2 separate regions of the Homo sapiens genome follow, and region 2 is linked to region 1. A link is a loop called in an ENCODE intact Hi-C map of the cell type or tissue named here. Cell type or tissue: PC-3. All regions are shown on one strand. Links, peaks and the distances in the headings refer to the core of each region. The heading gives the core; the rest is flanking DNA.

What was found. Peaks named below come from ENCODE experiments on the same cell type or tissue, not always from the same donor. Only the 100,000 strongest peaks of a DNase experiment are listed, where the experiment ranks them.
Region 2: it touches region 1 in a loop (8-fold over the local background); 12 of 110 quality-filtered maps call a loop at or near these places.

The regions. Positions count from the first base shown.
Region 1 is chr1:230,791,795-230,794,707 of GRCh38, reverse strand. CAPN9 (calpain 9) reads right to left here. Exons shown (of 20, transcript NM_006615.3): 15 at 2,780-2,844; 16 at 2,214-2,282; 17 at 1,780-1,858. The region is part of intron 1 of CAPN9-AS1 (CAPN9 antisense RNA 1); the gene reads left to right. Among named protein-coding and RNA genes, the nearest start is that of CAPN9-AS1, 2.0 kb to the left of the region's middle. In PC-3, for the core only: a CTCF peak has its summit at 1,519 (motif pointing right); no DNase peak of the experiment used is centred there; H3K27me3 peaks cover 40 bases.
Region 2 is chr1:230,631,273-230,634,185 of GRCh38, reverse strand. No RefSeq gene overlaps it. Among named protein-coding and RNA genes, the nearest start is that of COG2, 9.8 kb to the left of the region's middle. In PC-3, for the core only: CTCF peaks have their summits at 1,512 and 1,715 (motif pointing left); a DNase peak (open chromatin) is centred at 1,715; H3K27me3 peaks cover 68 bases.

The DNA.
Region 1 (2,913 bases), core at 196-2,695:
ATGCTGCTGCCCACGGAGAATGATACTCTGCCAGGGCCCATTCCTACACATCCACGATGGGGGAAGAATGACAGGCTATAGCCAGGAGGCTTGGATCTGAGCCCTGGCACTGCTCCAGCCGTGGCATATGGGTTCAGTTCTCTGGGCTTTGGTTTCCTCATTGTCAAATGAGGAGTTTAGACAAAGTGAACTTCCTTCTGGATTTGATATTTAGATTTTTTTTTTTGAGATGGAGTTTCACTCTTGTTGCCCAGGCTGGAGTGCAGTGGTGCAATCTCGGCTCAGTGCAACTTCTGCCTTCTGATTTCAAGTGATTCTTCTGCTGCAGCCTCCTGAGTAGCTGGGACTACAGGCACCTGCCACCACAACTGGTTAATTTTGTATTTTTAGTAGAGGCGGGGTTTCATCATGTTGGCCAGGCTGATCTCAAACTCCTGACCTCATGATCCACCCACCTAGGCCTCCCAAAGTGCTAGCATTACAGGTGTGAGCCACCACACCTGGCCAGTGCTTTGATTTCTAATTAGTGCCCTTAGAAGTGATTTCTTTCCCCCTTTCATTTTTGTCTACATGTTCACTTTCTAGGAGGTGTTCACAGGATTGTTCAGAAATCCACCCAGGGTCTTTCTGCTTCTTCCTAATTCCAGCAGAGGAGCAGGCAGGTCAGACACAGAGCACAGAGTCCCTGGAGCCTGCACGGCAGTGCTGGCTGCCAGCCTTGGCCAGAATCCTGATGTTTGGGGCTAGAGGAGGGGGATGAGGGGCGATTCTCCCCACACCACGTCAGGGTAGGAAAGACACAGCCATGCCCCTCCTCTCTGAGTGCTCCCTTTGTCCCCTGCTCAGTTCCTCCTCCTACCATGGAAACAGAGTCATCATCCCCTAAGAAAATCAGGCGCCCCTTCTCAGCCTGGCACTTTGCTCATTTATAAATCATCTGATTTTCTTCTCCCTCACATAGGACCCGAGATGGTCCTGGCTGTGTATACTTCATCCTTTTATCAGGCCTGAGCCTGGACATGTTTCCAGATTTTGCTTTCCCTGGGAGAGAACCACTTTAAAAGGTTCAGGAGGCCCCTATCTGTGAGGTGTGCTTGGTGAGAAGCGCAGGCAGCCCGGCAGGCGGGAGGTCTGCAGAGCGCTCGTGGAAACTACGGTTGTGTGTGCAGGACATGGGACCACAGAGATGCCGACAGCCATCCAGCACCGGACAAGAGTGGGAAATGCCACCTGGAGCCCAGCCTTTGGGTAAGGGAGCAGGGTATAAACTATGATGCAGTCATCCATTTTGGATTCAGAGTCTGATGCTGATAAAACCCGGGACAGGGCCACAGGTGGCAGAGGGACGTGCGGACCCCAAACCATGGGTGCTGCATGCTCTGTCTCATCCACGATAACAACCATCTGAGAGCAGAAATGAGAAGTTTGGAATCACTGCAGCTTGCCACCAAAGAGCCATGTGTTAAGTACTGGGCCAGAAAACATGGTCAGAGGCTATGAGGCCTCCAGAGGGCAGGCCAAGTTCATTTTTAGCAGATACATTTAAAAAGTTTCTACCAATGTTCACAGTGGTTTAAAATGAGGGCCCTGGTGTCAGGAAGTGAGTCCTGGGTCTGAACCCTGGTGCCACCACTCCAAGGGCCGTGACCTTAAGAATCACCAACTGGGCTCAGAGGCCCACCTCCTGGGCAGCAGAGAGAAGACCTGCCATCTGCTCAGGTTGCCCACAGGCAGTACCTGGCATGCAGTCAGCCACCTGTACTCCAGTCTTTTCTTTACCTGCAGCTTTCAGTGCAGTCCGTAGTTCATAGGTAGACATGGTGCCGGACTTGTCAGCATCAAACCGAAGGAAAAGGTTCTAAAGGGTGGAGAGCAGAAGCCTTGAGAAGGAGCGTGCCTGAAAGGCATCGCTGATGGCAGTAAATGGGTGACAGCCAGCCCGGGGGAGCTACCCTCTAGGGGCCGCAGAGGCCACAGTTGGACTGGGCCTTCCAAAAGAAGTCGGTCTCCCTTTTGTCTTCCTTTTCGTCTTGGGTGGAAGCACGGTGGTACTCCCGTAAGCATCGGAATAGCATGATGCTGTTTTCCCTTCTCCCCTGTCCGAATACAATTCCTCTAGCCTATAGCCTGCAGCCTGCTGCACCATTTTAAATCCCCTCTGCTCTAGGTTCACTGGGTCCCCCAGAGGCCAAGCCCTGCTCCAGGTTACATACAATCCACTGCTTCAGCTTGTCCCAGAACACTTTGAATTCATCAAACTCCAGCTTCCCATTGCCGCTGGTCTGTGCCATGTGGGTTAAGGGAGACATGAGCAGTGTTTCAACCTGAGGCTCCTCGTGGGACCTCAGCTCTGGGACTGCAGAGGGGGAGGGCCGATGGGCTGGCCTGGGTGCACAGGTTTGGGGCCCTGGGGAAGTGGTTTTAATGATTAAACCACAAATCTCTGAAGAGGGGAAACGGCAGAAGTGGAATGGGGGTGGTCCCGGAAAGTTCACAAAAACAGAACTCTGTTCCCTTGGATGGGATCCCAAAGTGGCAAGAAGACCCCCAAGTCCCTTCAAAAGCTCCCCACCCCCACCACTAGGCAGTCTTGTGCATCTTGATTCTGATCCAATTTCAGCATGGGGGTCCCCCAGCTTTGGGTTATTTTCTGTGAAGAAGACTATTCTGCTGGCTAAGGATGTCATGTTCTTGGAGAGTCTGCACTATTGAAGATTACTCTACTGTGCTTAAAGCCCAGGATCCATGTCTATTTCTGCTCAAATATTTGGAAGGATACGTCCATCAGGGAAATGATGTTTTTACAGGAGATCAGGCTTAGCTTCTTGAATTTGATGTCCTTTTCTGAAATTGCACATGAAAGCTGAATTCAGTTGACCCGATAAGATAAACCTATGTACCCATCTGCTGAAA
Region 2 (2,913 bases), core at 250-2,749, 160 kb after region 1:
TTCTCAATGATTCTAGACAGTATCATTGGTTTAAGTACTTTCTGTAAATGGAACGCTCTGAAGTTCTAATCCTGACCTGTTTATTGAGCTCAGACTCATATCCAACTGCCTATGGAATTTCTCTGTGGGGATATGTTAAGAGACACCAGGTTTTTAACATAACTTTAACTGGTTCCCTCCTCTACCTGTTCCTCTCCTGGTTTTCTCCCATTTTAGTAAAAGGCATTGCCTCCTACCCAGTGGCTAGGGCTTCCACCTTTGGGATGACTTCTCCCTTCCCCTATTCCCGTCTGTCAGCAAGTCCTATTGATGTTACCTCCAAAACAGAATGCAGACTTGATTGCTGTTCCCATATGAATCCAAATCCTGACGTGTGTGTGTGTGTGTCTGTGTGTGTGTGTTTTAACCTCAGTTACTGCCATCAGGCTTTCAGTCCCGCTACTCTAGGGAGACAGCTGTTTTTCAAGGTCATTTCAAGGTCACTCATAATCACCACTTTGCCAAATCCCATAAGTCATTCTCAGACCTCAGATTACTCAACCTGTCAGTCCCAATTGACACAGTAGTCCCTCTGTTTTTCTCAAAATGTTTCATTTTATTCACTTAGCTTCTGACTCTGCCTTTGTTTTCTGCCAGTCTTTGTTGGCTTGTCCTGACCTCAACTTTTCAGCACCAATGTGCTCCTGAACTCAGACCTGTTTTTGCTTAACTCAGAATCTCCCTCAAGGCAAAAATGAAGGCATGACTGGGCTATGTTCTCATCTGCAGGTTCAGCTGGGGAAGAATCTATTTCCAAACTCATTTAGATTTTTGGCAGAATTCATTTTCTTGCACCCATATGTCTGAGGGCCCCAGCCTCTTTTTGGCTATCTGTTGGAGTCTGCCCTCTGCTCCTAGAGGTCTCCTGCAGTTCCCTGCCATGAGACCTCTCCACAGTGGTTGTCAAGAAGCCCTTTGCTTCTTCAAAGTCAGCAGGAAAGCCTCTGATTCCAGTCAGCAAAAAAACAGACTTATGTAACATGGTGTACTTGTAGGAGGGACAACCCCTTACCTCACCATATTCTACTAGTTAGAAGCAAGTCTACGTCCTGTCTACTTTCAAAGGACATAACATAGGTCAGATATCAGATGGCCATCTTAAAATGCTGCCTAACACACCTTCCCTATCTCTACTCCCTGCACAGACAAGCTCTCCCAGCCTCAAGGCTTTAAGTAACACCTCTGTTCTAATGACTGTCACATTTCTGTCTCTAGCCTGGACCTCATTCCTGAACTCCTGACTTGTATATCCAACTGCCTACTTGTCACCTCCATGTGGATTTAACAGGCATCTCAAATTCAACACATCCAAAACCAGACTCCTGATTTCCTCTAACTTGCTCCTCCTGTAGTCTTTCCCATCTTGGTAAGCAGCAGCTTTATTGTTCCAGTGCCTCAGGCCAAAAATCTTAAAATCTTCCTAATCCTTATCTTGTTCACAGGATCCACGCATAATGCATCAACAAATTCTGTGTGTTTTGCCTTCAAAACACATACAGAATCTCACCACTTCTCCCCACCTGCCCATCTACTGCTCTAGTGCATGCCACTGTCATCGGTCATCTAGATCAGTGGTTCTCACCTGGGGAAGGTTTTGTCCACTCTTCTCCCCATGGGTTTTGGCAATGTCTGGAGACATCTTTGGTGGCACTACTGAGGGAAGGGTCACTACTGGCATCTAGTGGTTAAAGGCCAGGAGTGCTGCCAAACATCATACAACACACAGGGCAGCCTCTACAACAAAGAATTATCTGGCCTTAAATGTCAATGGTGCAGAGGCTGTGAAACCTGATCTAGATGAACGCAAGTAGCCTCTGAACTGTCTCCTTGCCTCTACCCTTGCTCATCCTCCTGCGAGTCTATACTCCACAAAGCAGCCTGAGGGATTCTTTTCAAATCTAAGCCAAGGCAGGCCTCTTCTCTGTTTGAAACCATACAATGGCTTCTCATTGGTCACAGAGGTAAGGGTCAATCCTAACAAAGGCCTTTGAGGACTTACGTGATCAGGACCCCACTACCTCTCTTCCCTGTCTCCTACCATTTCCCCTCTTGCTCCATTCCTATTGATCCCCATGCCTTTCTTCAAACACAATAGGCACGCTCCCATGTTCAGTTTGCTGTTTACTTTGTTTGGAATGCTTTTCTGCAGATATTACTGCTGCTCACACTTTTATTTTCTCCAGGTCTTTGCTCAAATAAGATAAACTTCCCTGACACAGCCTAATAAAATAGCAACCTGCTCCTGTAAACCTCCACCTGCCATGCCCCATACCCTGCTTTACCTTTTTTCCTAAAACTTATCAACTCCTAAGATAGATAGACTGATAGACAGAGAGATGAACAGATATATAGATGAATAGATAGATAGATGATAGATGGGTAGACGGATGGATACACAGATGATAGAGATAGATAGGTAGATGAATAGGTGCATAGATGGGTAGATGGTAGAGATAGATAAATAGATGATAGAGATAGGTAAGTAGGCAGATAGAAGACACATTAGATAGATATAAATGGATAGATGAAAGAGATGGATAGATATAGGTAGATGGTTGGATAGACAGATGATAGAGATGATAGGTAGATAGATAGATAGATAGATAGATAGATAGATAGATAGATACATAGATAGATAGATAATTTGTCTGCTTATAGTCTGACTGCCCCACTAAAATGGAAGCTCCATGGAGCCAAAAACTGTATCCTTCTTATTAACTATTCCATCTCTGGGGTCTAGTATGGTACCTGGCACATAGTAGGTGTTCCATAAATATTGAAGAATGACTAGTTTCCTTGTTTGTACTTTTGCCTTCATTCTAGCCATTCTCCACACAGCAGTCAAAGGATATTCTTAAAATGCGAGAGGAATGC